Regions from separate parts of the Mus musculus genome. Here region 2 is linked to region 1. Evidence: chromatin contacts called from ENCODE Hi-C or POLR2A ChIA-PET data. All regions are on one chromosome and are shown on one strand. Each heading gives the region's core, a stretch centred on a gene start or an enhancer-like site at or near the end of the contact. The rest is flanking DNA. Distances are from core to core; before and after follow the strand shown.

What was found. A loop is a pair of places that touch in the nucleus more often than their neighbours do. ChIA-PET counts read pairs that join two places held with the same protein, here RNA polymerase II (POLR2A).
Region 2: a loop to region 1 is called in a map of v-Abl transformed pro-B cells, with 2.3 times the contacts of the local background. The contact joins the promoter of Mif4gd here to the promoter of Nup85 in region 1. A Hi-C loop is called at or near these places in 4 of 37 maps with a recorded cell type or tissue (gastrocnemius, heart and v-Abl transformed pro-B cells). POLR2A ChIA-PET finds 5 or more read pairs at or near these places in 4 of 5 experiments (Patski and embryonic stem cell).

Annotation. Positions count from the first base shown.
Region 1 is chr11:115,560,226-115,567,934 of GRCm38, forward strand. Nup85 (nucleoporin 85) reads left to right here and starts at 4,219. Exons shown (of 19, transcript NM_001002929.4): 1 at 4,219-4,337; 2 at 4,929-5,022; 3 at 6,376-6,538. The coding sequence starts at 4,305.
Region 2 is chr11:115,611,168-115,617,893 of GRCm38, forward strand. It overlaps Mif4gd (MIF4G domain containing), which reads right to left and starts at 1,802. Exons shown (of 6, transcript NM_001243584.1): 1 at 1,618-1,802; 2 at 736-867. The coding sequence starts at 817. It overlaps Slc25a19 (solute carrier family 25 (mitochondrial thiamine pyrophosphate carrier), member 19), which reads right to left. Exons shown (of 7, transcript NM_026071.3): 5 at 6,351-6,534; 6 at 5,354-5,484; 7 at 3,014-4,424. The coding sequence ends at 4,242.

The DNA of each region.
Region 1 (7,709 bases), core at 2,969-5,468:
TAAACTCAAGACCTCTGGAAGAACAGTCAGTACTCTTAACTGATTAGCCATCTCTTCAGCCCTCAGCTGATAATTTTTATTTAACCTGTCTCGCTTTTTTTTAAAAATAATTGTTGGGCCAGGTGTGGTGGCACACGCCTTTAATCCCTGCACTTGAGAGGCAGAGGCAGGTGAATTTCTGAGTTCGAGGCCAGCCTGGTCTACAAAGTGAGTTCCAGGACAGCCAGGGCTACACCGAGAAACCCTGTCTTGAAAAAAACAAAACAAAACAAAAACAAAACAAAACAAAAATTGTTGGGCTGGCGAGATGGCTCAGCGGGTAAGAGCACTGACTGCTCCTCCGAAGGTCCTGAGTTCAAATCCCAGCAACCACATGGTGGCTCACAACCATCCGTAATGAGATCTGATGCCCTCTTCTGGTGCATCTGAAGACAGCTACAGTGTACTTACATATAATAAATAAATCTTTAAAAAAAAAAAAACAAAAAAAACAAAAAAAACAAAACAAAAATTGTTGGGAGGTAATGGCACACACACCACGCAGGAGGCTGATGCAGGCAGGTCTCTACTTTAAAACTAAAAACAAAATTTATGTTTTATATATATGAGTGTTTGCCAGCATGTATGTGTAACATTAAGTATTGTGGAGGCCACTGATTCCATGAAACTAGAGTTCCAGACTGGCAAGCTGCCTACTAGAGGCTGGAAATTGATCTTGTGTCCTCTGTAAAAGTAGGAAGAGCCTCTGAGTCGAGTCTCTAGCCATATGTTTGTTTATTGTCAAGTGTGAGTGTATATCAGCCTCACTTACATGTGTGCTCCTTGTTAGTGAGAGAGTATGTATCAAGGGAATAAGACATGGGCCAGGCATGGTGGCACATGCCTTTAATCCCAGCACTTGAGAGGCAGAGGCAGGTGGATTTCTGAGTTGGAGGCCAGCCTGGTCTACAGAGTTTCAGGACAGCCAGGGCTATACAGAGAAACCCTGTCTCCAAAAAAAAAAAAAAAAAAATCAGGGACATGAATAGTGTATGACCCCAATGTCTTCCTCTGGCCTCTGCACTACTATAAATAAATGGCTAACAATACCTGTATACACACATTCACACACTACTGGTTAGCAGACACAAAAACACATATACATCCACACACACATCCACACACATACTCACATCCACACAAACATACCTCCCCCCCCCCGGGGGGGGGGGAGAAATAGAAGTATTTTAGAGTCAGACATAGTAGATCATATCTGACAAAGAAATGTTTTGTAGGCTGAGACAGGAGGACAAGTGTGAATTTGAAGCTTGTCTGGGTTACATAGTGAGGGCTGGGCTAATGACTGTTGTCTTACCATCTTTTGTTACAAATTATGCTACTGGTATCATAGGTACATTTTGTTGAGGAGACAGGGTCTGTGATATAGCCCAGGCTGGCCTTGAACTTATTATCCTTCTGCCTCAGAGATCCAAATGCTGGGATTAGAAACATGAGCTACCAAGCTCAGTTAATCACTACTTTTTTTTTTTTTTTCGAGACAGGGTTTCTCTGTATAGCCCTGGCAACTCACTCTGTAGACCAGGCTGGCCTTGAACTCAGAAATCTGCCTGCCTCTGCCTCCCGAGTGCTGGGATTAAAGGTGTGTGCCACCATGACCGGCTTTAATCACTACTTTTACTTGGGAAAATGTTAAGTTTTTTTCTTTTCTCCTTAAAAAATATTGTTGGCACCATTGCATCAAGATTTTGTTGAAAGGACCCTGATATAACTGTCTCTTGTGAGGCACTGCCGTGGCCTAGCAAACACAGAAGTGGATGATCACAGTCAGCTATTGGATGTCTCACAGGGCCCCCAATGGAGGAGCTAGAGAAAGTACCCAAGGAGCTAAAGGGATCTGCAGCCCTATAGGTGGAGCAAAAATATGAACTAACCAGTACTCCTCAGAGCTTGTGTCTCTAGCTGCATATGTATCAGAAGATGTCCTAGTTGGCCATCATTGGAAAGAGAAGCCCCTTGGTCTTGCAAACTTTATATGCCTCAGTACAGGGGAACGCCAGGGCCAAGAAGTGGGAGTGGGTGTGTGTGGGGGAGGTTTGGGATAGCTTTGGAAATGTAAATGAAGAAAATATCTAATAATAAAAAAAGAATTGTTAAAACAGTAAAAAAAAATTGTTGGTAGGGCTGGAGAGATAGCTTAGTGGTTAAGAGCATTGACTATTCTTTCAGAGAATTGAGTTCTATTCCCAGCAACCACATGGTGGCTCACAACCACCTGTAATTGGACCTGATGCTGTCTTTTGGTATGTCTGAAGATAGTTACAGTGTACTCATATACATAAAATAAAAAAAACATATTTGAGGCTAGAGAGATAGCTCAACACATATGAGTACTGGCTGTTCTTCTAAAGGGCCAGGGTTCAATCATCAGCACTCATATGGCAGCTCACAACTGTCTGTAACTCCAGATCCATGGCTTCTGACATCCTCACACAGACATCATGTAGGAAAAACCAACGGACAGAAAAATAAAAACAAGGGGGCTGGAGAGATGGCTCACCAGTTAGAAGCACTGACTGCTCTTCTAGATGTCCTGAGTTCAATTCCCAGCAACCACATGGTGGCTCATAATAATCTGTAAAGGAATTTGATGCCCTCTTCTGGTGTTCTCAAGACAGTGTACTCACATACCTAAAATAAATAATTTTAATAAATAAATAAATATTGTCACTGGGTGGTGGTAGCACAGGTCTGTAACCCCAGCACTCCAGAGGCAGAGGCAGACAGATCTCTGACTTTGAGGCCAGCTTGGTCTACAGATTAGGTTCAAAGACAGCCAAAGCTACAAAGAGAAACCCTGTCTTGAAAAACTAAGGGCTTGCCGGGTGTGGTGGCACACGCCTTTAAACCCAGCACTAGGGAGGCATAGGGCTATACAGAGAAACCCTGTATCGAAAAACAAACACACACACACACACACACACACACACACACACACAAAACAGAAAAAAAAAAACCCAACCAACAAACAAACAAAAAAATAAAGACAGACAGACTAAGGGCTGGTGAGATGGCTCAGCAGTTAAGAGCACTGACTGCTCTTCCAGAGGTCCTGAGTTCAATTCCCAGCAACCACATGGTGGCTCCCAACCATCTGTAATGGGATTTGATGACCTCTTCTGGTGTGTCTGAAGACAGTGACAGTTTACTCACATACATGCAATCTTTTTTAAAAAGTTAATTATAAAATTTATTTTATTGTATATATACTGGTGTTTTGTGTATGTCTGTGTACTACATGTGTGTGCCTGGTTCCACAGAGGCCAGAAGAGGGCATCAGATTGCCTGGGACTGTTCCACATGTATGTGAGTGCTTTGAATTGATCCAGGTTCCCCGGGAAGAACAGCGTATGCTCTTAACCACTGAGCCAACACTCTAGCTCCCTAAATCACTGATGATTAGGATTTGGATAAAAATTTGACAGAAAGGTTTTCCTTTATTTCCTTAAAGTTTGTGGGAGTTTGGTTTTTGAGTCTGGGTCTCAGTTAGCCCCGATGCGAGCTCAACCTTGCCATGTAGCTAAGGCTGGTTCTGAACTCCCGATTTTTCAGTCTCTACTTCCCAAGTGCTGCATCTTCCGGCTTATGTTACTATGCCCTACTTCCAAGTCATGTATGACCACCAATTTAAGGTAGAAATAGTTCAGAATAATCCTAAAGAAAGAAAAGTTGCCAGTACATAAAAGATTGAAGTCCCGTTGTTTACGGATGTCATGTGTCCGAGACTAATTCCAAAATAAGCGCATTATACTGGTCGGAGTTCGGAAAAGGGACTGAGAATATTCTAATAACAGACCAGGAGGGAGGGATCACAACTACCGCTAAGAGATAAAGTAGGATTACAGAGACGGAGTAGCTCTCCAATCGAAATAGATGCGCCAGCACGCTTCTGCGCATGCGCACACCCTCCCAGCCACCGCCTCTCCCGCCATCTCCGGGGACCTTTCCCTCACCTAGTGTGGGACTGTCTGTGGCGCCGCCTGATCTACTGGGAACATTCCTTGAGGACCCGTGGGCCCTAGAGCCGTTTTCATGATGTGTTGTATAGGTTAGAATAGTGGAACATGTGTGAAAGGCTTCAAGGGGCTGTGTTTGGCTAAGACGAAGGGATCTGTTGCGCTAAGGTCTGCAGGCGCTGCGCAAGCCGCCCTGGAGGGGGTCCTCTTTGGCAGCTGTCTGTGAGCGGGAGGCCTGAGCGCAGAGAAGCGGCCGCGCGGCAGGGTCCCAGCCGCGGGGGGCACGGCGCTATGGAGGAGCTCGACTGCGAGCCCGCAGTAACTGTAAGGGCGATCGGAGTGGAGTGGCTTGGCTTGTTGCACTGTGAGGGTTACGTTTCTTTGGTCATTTCAGGCTGCCTCCCTACATGCGGGACGCACGCTTCTTCCCTGGACACAGTTGCCACCATCCCGAATGTCAGGTTAACTGGGAACTAGGTTATGGCAATAGTGGTCCCTAGGTCCTGTGAATACTGGCCGGCTCGCGGAAACCCCACTGCATCACCCTTGTTTTTATAACCTTTCTGCTTCTCTAGTTTTCCCCCCTTGGGCGTTAGAATGAGATTGGTGTAAGCCCCACATGGTCACTCCAAGGGATGAGTTGGCCTTTCCCTGTCCTGCTGTCCTAGTCCGAGGCTTAATAAATGCATAATTTGTTCTCACGGGAGACAATAGACTAGTTTCTGTCGCGTTGTATTCTATTCCTCTTGCACCTAGAAAATGTTTTTTTAAGTGTGTATATGTCTGAATATGTGCACAGCATCATTGGATACGACCTAGGCTGTTCGCCTGGTGTATGGTGTTCGCAGTTACACTTGGAAGTTGAATGGACAGTTGTAGGGCTAACAGCTCCTGTGCCTCCTTATGTCTTACTAGTGGATTCCAGGTGTGAATTCCAAGAAGAAGCAAATGTGTTTTGACTGGGGCCCCGGCGAGATGCTTCTGTGTGAAACTTCCTTCAACCAAACAGGTAGGCAGTTCTTTTTCACATCTGTCTTGGCACATTGGTTGACTCTCTGAGGCAGGAAACTGGAGTTATTTGGCAATATTTTTATTTTTGAAACTTTGTTTTTTTGCTATTTTGAGACAAGTTGCCCCTATGTAGTCCTAGTGGGCTTGTCTTTGTGCAATCTTTGTGTAGGTTTGAATTCTACATCTTCTTCCCTCGACTTCCAGAGTGCTGGGACTTGAGGTGTGTGGTTCAACACTTGACATTAAGTAATTTTTAAATTTTATAGTCTGTGTATGGGCATTTTGTCTACGTGCATAACTGTGCACCACTCCGTGCTTGGTGCCGCAGAGGCCAAATGAGATCATTGGATTCTAGGAACTAGAACTCTATATTTATGTGAGTTGCCATATGGGGTGTTGGGAGTTGAACTTAGGTCTTCTGGAAGAGCTGCCTGTGTACTTCTTGTTTGGTTTTGGTTTTTTGAGATGGTTTCTCCGTGTAGCCTGGCTGTCCTGGTACTTGGTTTAGACCAAGCTGGCTTTGAACTCAGAAATTACTTGCTCTTTTTTCCTGAGTGTTAGGATTAAAGGCAGGAAATTTCAGCCAGTTGTCTTAGACGCCAAACCATCTCTTCAGCCCCCTTCCTATAATTAACCTTTAGAAACGACCCATATAGCCCAGGTGTGGAGATACGCACCTTTTAATCCCAGCACTCAGGAGACAGAGAGGCAGGTGGTTCTGTGAGTTCACAGCCTGCCTGATCTACAGAATGAGTTTTAGGTCAACCAGGGCTACACAGAGAAATCTTGTCTTGAGAAACCCAACAAAAACAAGCCCAAAGAAGTGAGTTAGACTGCCTCAGCTGAAGGCAAAGTCCTGGGTTCAGGCAACGCTCGCTTGCAACCTTAGATTTTCTACTGTGCAGAAGAGTTGGCGGGGGGAATAGAGAGTCCCCAGCTGCCTGGGATATGTTGCCAGACCCATTCTCAAAAACCAAGGATGTAGGCTATCACTCAGTGGCTCAGTGATAACTTCTTTAGCATGGGCAGTGTCCTTAATTAGATCATCAATATCACCAAAAAAGAAGTCTGTGTTGTGCTGCCTGCTTGTATTGTAATCTCAGCCTACACAGACCAGATGAAGACAAATCTTTTTTTCTTTTGGCGTAAACCTGGTTTGCTTGGCCGACTGTGTGCACTAGTCTTCCCTTGAGTTTTAATCCTCCCGTCTCATTCCCACCGGTGGAGAAAGTGGACATGTGCCCCAGGCTCAGCCGGGCTTTGTAATTAGAGAATTAGAAGTACTGGGATGTTTTTCTCTTTTGGGGAAAATGGTAGATGTTGAGTTACTTTTTTTCCTGTTTTGTTACAGGCAAATCAGAGAAGGTGCCGAGCTGCCCTTTTATCTACATCATACGGAAAGATGTGGATGTTTACTCTCAAATTTTGAGAAAACTCTTCAATGAATCCCATGGAATCTTTGTTGGCCTGCAAAAAATTGAGGAAGAACTGTCGGGGAAGTCCAGGAAAGCTCAGTAAGTGGTGGGTGCTGAGGCTGCAGTGAAGTCGTGAGAGGGAGGCGTCCTTATCCTTGTGAGTGCCGGGGCACCTCGGGGTTCCTGTTCTCCTGTGTATCTTCTTAGGGTGTAGTTGTGCATTGTGTAAATGCTGTTGGAAGACTTACTGGCTTGATATATATGTATCAACTCTTCCTTTTGGATTCCTACTTCATTTGTATGTGTCCCTTGAACACCACCACCGACCAAAATAAAAATAATATAAATATGGTGAAAGGAAGACTCAGACAGAGAAGCCCTTGAATTAGATCTCACTCTTGAAAGAGTTAAAAACGAGGCTGACAGATCTTTAAGAGCTGGTAGTCAGCAGAGTGAGTTCCAGGCCGCCCAGAGCTGCAGAAGCGAGACCCTGTCTTAATATGAAAGAAATACAGGCGTCAGCAGACAAGGCAAATGGAAAAGAAAGACTTGCTTCTCAAGCTTGTGTTTTTGACAAGGAATCAGGATTTGGTTTTTTTGCTTCCTTTTGGGGTGGCGGAGCTCGAGCTGCCTTTGAGTGCCCAGCTGCTGAGCCGTGATACTGGGCCAGCCCTCCAGGCTACGGTTTGTTTTTTTTCTTTCCTATTATTCACTCTTTTTTGTTGTTGTTGTTGTGCTCGTTCCTTGAGCTCAGTAAGTAGATGAGGGTGAAACTGGGTTTCATACACCTGGCATGCACTCTGCTGACTTGTGTAGCCCAGGCTATGTATGTGCTCAAATACGTGTGTATCCTTGAGTTTCTGGTCCTCTTGCCTCTACTTCTCAAGCTCAGGGTTACAGACACGATTACCAGGCTTGTGGTAATTCAGTGCTTGGAGCATCGAGCACTGAATTTTAGCAGAAATTGATGCAGAAGCCGTGGAGGAGCCCTGCACACTGCCATACTGTCGTGGCTTGCTCAGTCTGCTTTCTTTCTTTCTTGTTTTTTTTTTAAAAAGATTTATTTCTTCAGACACACCAGAAGAGTGCATCAGATCCCATTACAGATGGTTTTGAGCCACCACGTGGATGCTGGGAATTGAACTCAGGACCTCTGGAAAAACAGTCAGAGCTCTTAACCACTGAGCCATCTCTGCAGCCCCTCGGTCTGCTTTCTTACAGCAGCCAGGACCGCCAGCTTCGGATGGCACCTCCCATATCAGTTATCAAC
Region 2 (6,726 bases), core at 552-3,051, 49 kb after region 1:
TCAATGGTCTTGAACCTCTCAAGGTCCTCTGCAAGTCAAGTGTTCTTTATGGCTTTCTGTTGTGTTTTGTTTTGGTGACAGCATCTCACTGTGTAGCCAGCTATCGTGCCTCCTGCTTGCTGGGGTTAAAGGAGAACAGCACGCAAATGCTCTAAATCACTGGGCCATCTCTCCTCCCACAGGCACAGTCTGTGTTGAGCAATTTGGCCTTGAATTTGTGCTAATTCTCCTACCTCTGTAATCTGCTGGGATTACAGGCATGGAGACGTCTCCAAAATGTTTAGCTTAGCACATGACGGCAATTGCTAATTGTCCTGTCAAACTTCTGTCGTGAGTGTTACAACGGAAGGGCCAGGCAATTACATATCCCCTCTGCCAGGCTGATTCTCCAAACCAGGCATCTCTGTACATTCAAGGGTGCTGACTGCACCAAATGCAAAGCCTTTAAAGAGAAAGCAGTGTTCTCTTTCATGGGTACTTAAAGGCTTTATGATCTTAGATCTAACTCTGTGATTCATTCTCCAATCTACTGGCTTAAATGTGGTGAGAATTAGGTTGTGACTTACTTTCTGAGAGCCAAGAAGGGCTTGGGCACTGCCTGGCTCTGGGCTTCAGCCCCCAGTGCGGCTCTTACCCAAATGGAATATGCATGGGAACCTCAAGTCGGACTCTGGTAGCGTGCTGGATAGTTTTATGTCAACTTGACACAAAATAAGTGGTGGGTGGGAGGCTCACCTTTGAGCGCGGTCTTCAGCAGCTGCTGCGTCTCTGCATCAAAAGACTGGATTTTATAATCATCTCTACTGGCCTCGCTCATGACGGTCTAAGCCCGGCAGGTTTTCACTGGCCTGAAACTAAGGACAGCACCTGAGAAGCAAAGACGGTTGAGGCTTCAAGGGTGAATCACAAAGCTCCCGATTCTAGCCCTGTAGGCACTGGGCCGGGCAGACCAGGCCTTGGGACGGGTGGAACTGGACTTTCTGTCGCGTTCAGTGCTTGGCTGAGTGCCCACCAAACTTGGCTTCGGGTGGAGTAGTTGAGCACCAAGTGGCCACCTGCTGCTCAGCTGAAGGAAACCCAGGCTTCTGGGGTTACATCTGAGAAGTGAAGCGGGAATTCACCTACGGTCCCAGCGGGATCTGAGTTATCCCAGATCTGGGATCTGATACAGTCAGTATCAGGGTAAATTTCGGGGTGCAAATACTGAACTGGGTGTAAACGTCAGGCTCGCCTTTATCGTCTAGCACGGAGGACGCTGGCTCAGTCCAAGCCGCAGATCCTGATACCAGCAGGGCTCCGAGCCCCTCTCTCCCAGCGTTTCCAGTCCGTCCACCCCTGCAGCCGTTGGGCCAGGGCTGGCCCGCGCCTGCGTCTGGGGCGCCGCGCGGCGCGCGCCCGGCGTGGTACCGCGCGGCGGCGGCGGCGGCGGCGGCGGCGCCAGGGCGACTCGCTAGCGCCGCCTACCGGCCACGACTCGCCCTCGCCTCCGCACCCCGCCGCCGCCCCGGGCCGCTCCCTCGCTTGGCGCGGAGACGGATCGGCACCCGACAACTGCGACACCGCCACCGTCGCGCGCTGAAAGCTCACCGGCCCCTGTCCCCTTCCCACCCGGCGCACCTCCGCCTTGTTTCTGACCACGAAAGCCTCCGAGCGCTGGGCCGGACCCTCCCTGCGTTTTGCGTGAAGTTGTTGGTCTTGCCAGGTCGCACCCCGCGCCGGGGTCACCATATCCCTTGCCCCGCTCAGGTGAACTAGGTCAGACTCTCCCCGGCCGGGCAGCGTGGGAGGAGCTTCGGGAAGGCGTGGCCTATTCGGGGGGAGGGGCGTAGTCTTCTGGGGTTTGGCCGGTTAAAGCGGAGTGCAAGGGCTGGGGCACACTCTGGCAACTCCCTCTCCTGCCACTCACTGTAAAATAAGTTTTAAACCAAAGGAGCAGCCAAGATAAAGGGCCCTGGGTCTTTCCTAGGGGGAATCGGGAGCAACACTGCTGCGCACGAGGGACCAGGAGCCAAAGCTCTCAGCTGCTTTAAGAGTTTGCCACAGCGCTCAGGGTGATAGTACCAAAAAGCTCGAGAAGCTCCTGAGGGCGGGGAAATGAGGAGCACGGAATTTACGTCGATAAGACTTCTTAAAAAAAAAAAAAATCAGACAGCCGACCCTGAATCTTCCAGGTTAAGATAAAGGAGAAACAACATCCCACCACGCAGGGAGGCGCATTAAGACACAGGATGTTTTAAGTAGGGGAAGTGAACAACTCACAGGCTCCTGGAAGCCCCTCCCTACTAAGAATGTAAAAGCAGCGAGGATTGCCGAATTGCACTCAGACGAGCTAAGTGGCCTAAAAAGGCTCGAGCTAGCACACCCTGTGGAAACAGCAGCTTGAGCTGGGCTGCCCAGTGTACTCTTGAGACTGCTCCAGTTGACCTGAAGATAGGCTGGGACCAACTGAGCTGCCTGGAGGTCTCTCCAATCTGTTGGGCTGCCTGCAGACTGCACTGTGCTCCATGATCCCAGCTTTCATGAGTTCAGCAATGCTAGGCTGAGCTTTGGGTAATGTCCCTGTCTTTGAGTCATTTCTGCTCCTGTAACTCCCAATTGGACTTTGGTAATGTGCTGGATAGTTTTATGTCAAGTTGACACAAACTAAAGTCATTTGAAAGGAGGGAGCCTCAACTAAGAAAATGCCTCCATAAACTCCTACTGCCTGTGGAGCACTTTTGTAATTAGTCATTGATGGGGAAGGGCCCAGCCCATTGTGGATGGTGCCATCCTTGGACTGATGGTCCAGGCTGAGCAAGCCAGTAAGCAGCTCCCTCCATGACCTCCAGCTCCTGGCTCCAGGTTCCTGCCCTGCTTGAGTTCCTGTCCTGACTTCCTTTGGTGATGAACAGTGATGTGGAAGTGTAAGCTGAATAAACCCTTCCCTCTCCAACTTGCTTTTTGGTCATGGTGTTTATCATAGCAGTAGAAGAAACAAGTAGTATCCTTACAATGGTCTGCAGTCAGCTTCTCCTCTGGTATATAAATTTATTCACATCTCTCCAGCAATAGGGTCACAAAACACTTCTGCTGCTCCAAGCCCAGGAAGCCAACGGGCCACCCATCTCAGAAGCCCTCCCAAGTGACCCTGGGTCTTCAGAATCAGGAGCCAAGATCAGAAAAGTGAACCACTAGGGGAGGGCTACAGTGGACCACAGAGGGGAGAGTGGAACTGACAGGCAGGGCAGAGCCCCAGTTTTCACGATCAGGGCCATTCCCAGCAGGCATTACAATCCAAGTTATGGCAGGGGCTGGAATCCCACAAAGTCAAGAAGTCTCTCCTCCCTTCCTTCTTTAGACCAACCCCACCACTAGGCTCGAGCATGGGAAAGACAGCAGTCATGTGATTCTTCTCGTGAACAGGAAGCTCCCTCTTCATCTGCATCCCTGGCTCTGCCTACAGCGCCCACCACACCTCACCAGGCTGTCGGACATCCCATGCCCTGGGCCTGAGGCCCATCTGGGATTAGAGGACATGGTGTGCAGCATGCGTGCAGAGCTGGTGATGGCCCCTGCACTCCAGTGGGAGGGGAAGGAGAGGAGCCACTCCTGTCTGCCCTTCACCGCCTCTGTCTCAGTTTCCTCCCTGACCTGTTGTGGAGCCTCACAGGCACAAAGGCTTGGGCCTGGGAGTTCAGAAGCTACCCACATGACAGGGTTCTCCCCCTAAGCTGACAAGCATGGCTACCTCAGGGCTGCAAGCCAGAAAGGCCCCTCCCCCATCATCCTCCCTCAGATGGGATGTGTTCCTAAGCTATAGGAGTGACACAAGGAATGCGTGTTTTACTTTAATGTCTATTAAATAAGTTGGTAGGAGGAGCAGACCAAGTTGTATAGGTTAGAACTGTGCAAAGAGCCCGGCCCCGTCTGCACTCCAGTGTGGTCCTATCAGGACTAGGAGCATTCTCCCCAAAGCCAGGACTGCAAAAAAGGATGGCCAGTTCCTTCTGGATTGGGCTGGTCGGAGGTGAGACGCATGCGCACCAGGTTCCTCCACCTAGGCCTTCTTTTTACAGTGCAAGCACCCCCTTCTCTCTTCCTTCTGTTCAGCGAAGGCCCTTGCGTCCTTCTGCCTTCAGCTCCGGATGACTTCATGCTCCCGGCAGCTGGCCTGGAAGGCCAACCAGGCAGCAGCCATTGTTCAGTATGAGCTCAGAGCCAAGTCTTGTCGGGCCCCTCCTTAGGCCCCTCCTGCCTCACAACTATCTGTCTTCCCTCCTTATGCAGTGGAAGAGGTTACAGAAGAGCTCGTACCAGAAGAACATGAAGCCAGTGGAGAGTGCAGCCTTCATCAGGCTGGGGGACAGGCCCTTGAAGAAGCCCCGGGTGCCTTCTTCCTGTAGTACCTGCTGGGTGAGGTCCAGGAGGCCCCTGTAGCTCCGCACCTGGAGAGAGGAAGGTGGAGGCTGAGGAGGAAGCAGGGACCTAAACCACGACTGCCCACCCGGGACAAGGCAGCTCCTGTAACTGCCTGCGGATGGATGAAGGAGGCCCTGGAGGAGGGAGCTCCTCACTCTTTCTAATGCATGCTGCTAACTGAGGAAGGGCCTGGGGTCGGCAGCTGGAGAGCAAGAGCTCCTTCCTGGTAAGGAAGTGCCTGACTGGTTTCCTTCCCTTGTGCAGTGATAGCTCTGGCCCATCTTGGAGTCTCCAACTCATTATCCTGCTCCCCTTGGGCAGCAGGTCTGAATAGGCCATCACTAGATCTTCCCTGACTGGTGCCCACCTCTAGCCTGGCCTATGTCCCCAAGCCCCTCCCTGTGTTATGCGCCAAGGACACCATCCAGCCTCAAGTTCAAGTCTGGCTAGTATTCAAAGCATTTCAACATTTGGCTCACGCTGGCCCTCCACGAGCGCCCCATGAGCGCCCCTCCCTCCCTCCAGCCAGCCAGATCGCACTAGTTTCTGTGAGGAAAAGGGCCTTTGTCCTGGGCTCTTGCCATTTCTCCCAGACTAAATTCAAATGCTCTCTTTGGGACACCTTGGTAGATAGAAAAATAAGGTTACAAAACCTAGCATTGTGTAACCTTATTTTTAATTTTTTTTTTTCTGAGACAGGGTTTCCATGTGTAGCACTGGTTGTCCTAGAACTTGCTCTATAGACCAAGCTGGCCTCAAAATTAGCGATCTTCTTGCTTTTGTCTTCCAAGTGCTGGGATTAAAAGTATGCACCATCACCACCACCAAGCTAACCTTGTTTTTGTAAAAATGTGCAGGTGTGTTTATGCACAGAAATAAAGCTACAGAAGACCACAGCAGGGACAGGGTCACTACCGCCAGTTCCCTCATGATCCAGTGGCATAGGACGGCTTACCTGGCCAAAGGCAGACCGGGCATGTTCGAACCCGCCCACCTGCAGGCGCTTCTTGATGAGGTCCAGGGGATATGTAAAGGTCTTGCTGATAACTCCCGAACCACAGCCACAAAGCAGGTTTTTAAGGTTCCCTGAACCAGAGACACCATGTTGAGAAGAGTGAAGGCAGACAACATGACAGGGGAGAGAGGGGCAGGCAGGGCAGGGACAGGGACTGCTCAGGGTTTAGAGCACCTGCTGCTCTTCCAAAAAAAAAAAACAAAAAACAAAAAACCAGTTCTTTTCCCAGCACTGAAGTCAGACGTCAGACAGCTCACAATTGCTTGTAACTATAACTCCAGGGGATCTTTTGGCCTCTTTGGGTATCTCTTCCCTACACACACACACACACACACACACACACACACACACACACACACACACACACACGCAATACACATATAGACACCTGAATAAGAAACCAGGGCTGGAGAGGTGGCTCAGCAGTTAAGAGCGCTGGCTGTTTTTCCAGAGGGCCTAGATTCCACCCCCCAGCACCACGTGGTGGCTCACAACTGCCCATAACTCTAGTTCTAGGGATCCAATGACCTCTTCTTGCCTCCAAGGGCACAAGGCGCATGTGAATCACTGCAGAGAGCCACACAGGCACGTTAGCCAGCACATCACTGTGCCTCAATATGAGAGCAGGAATACTATGCCCCTCTCTGCTCCCCCTCCCCCAGCAGGAACCACATAAGTAAAAAGTAAAATACAAAACAAAAAAACGCAATTTGTACGTTGGCTTCTGACAAAAACTGGACAGCAGGACCATTCCCTGGAAATATGCCTCCTTCTGGAAGCCCGGGGAGGGGAGGTGTGGGAGAGCCGGAAGCAAGCTCCTCTATGCTACAGGACTTGCTGCAGAGCCAGGTCGGTCAGCCTTACCTTCCGACAGGAAATGCACTGCCCTGAAGGTCCCCAGAAGCTGTGGCCCAGGCCGGGCTGCGGGGCAGCTCACCTGTTTGCTTTCCGTCTGGTGGTATGAGCCAGTCATAGGCACGTTTTAAGGAGCGGTAGCAGGAGAACTGCAGGCCCGCGTAGGGGAAGATGGCGATCACGGTGGGAGTCAAGCCTTTGTAGAAGACGAAGGGGCCCTCGGTCTTATACATGGTCCGTATGGCCTCTCGCAGATTGTTATAGATCTGCCCATGCACACATAGTGTGAGTGAACCCTGTGAGGCGGTTTCCGCCCAAATGCATCTTATCTAGAGCCCAGCTTCTGAAGCTTAGCTGTTCCTGTTCAGGCAGGGAAAACTAGAGATACAGGTAATGGCGCAGGCTGCAGTCCTAGCACTTGACAGGTGGAGGCAGAAGGATCAGGAGTTCAAGGCCGC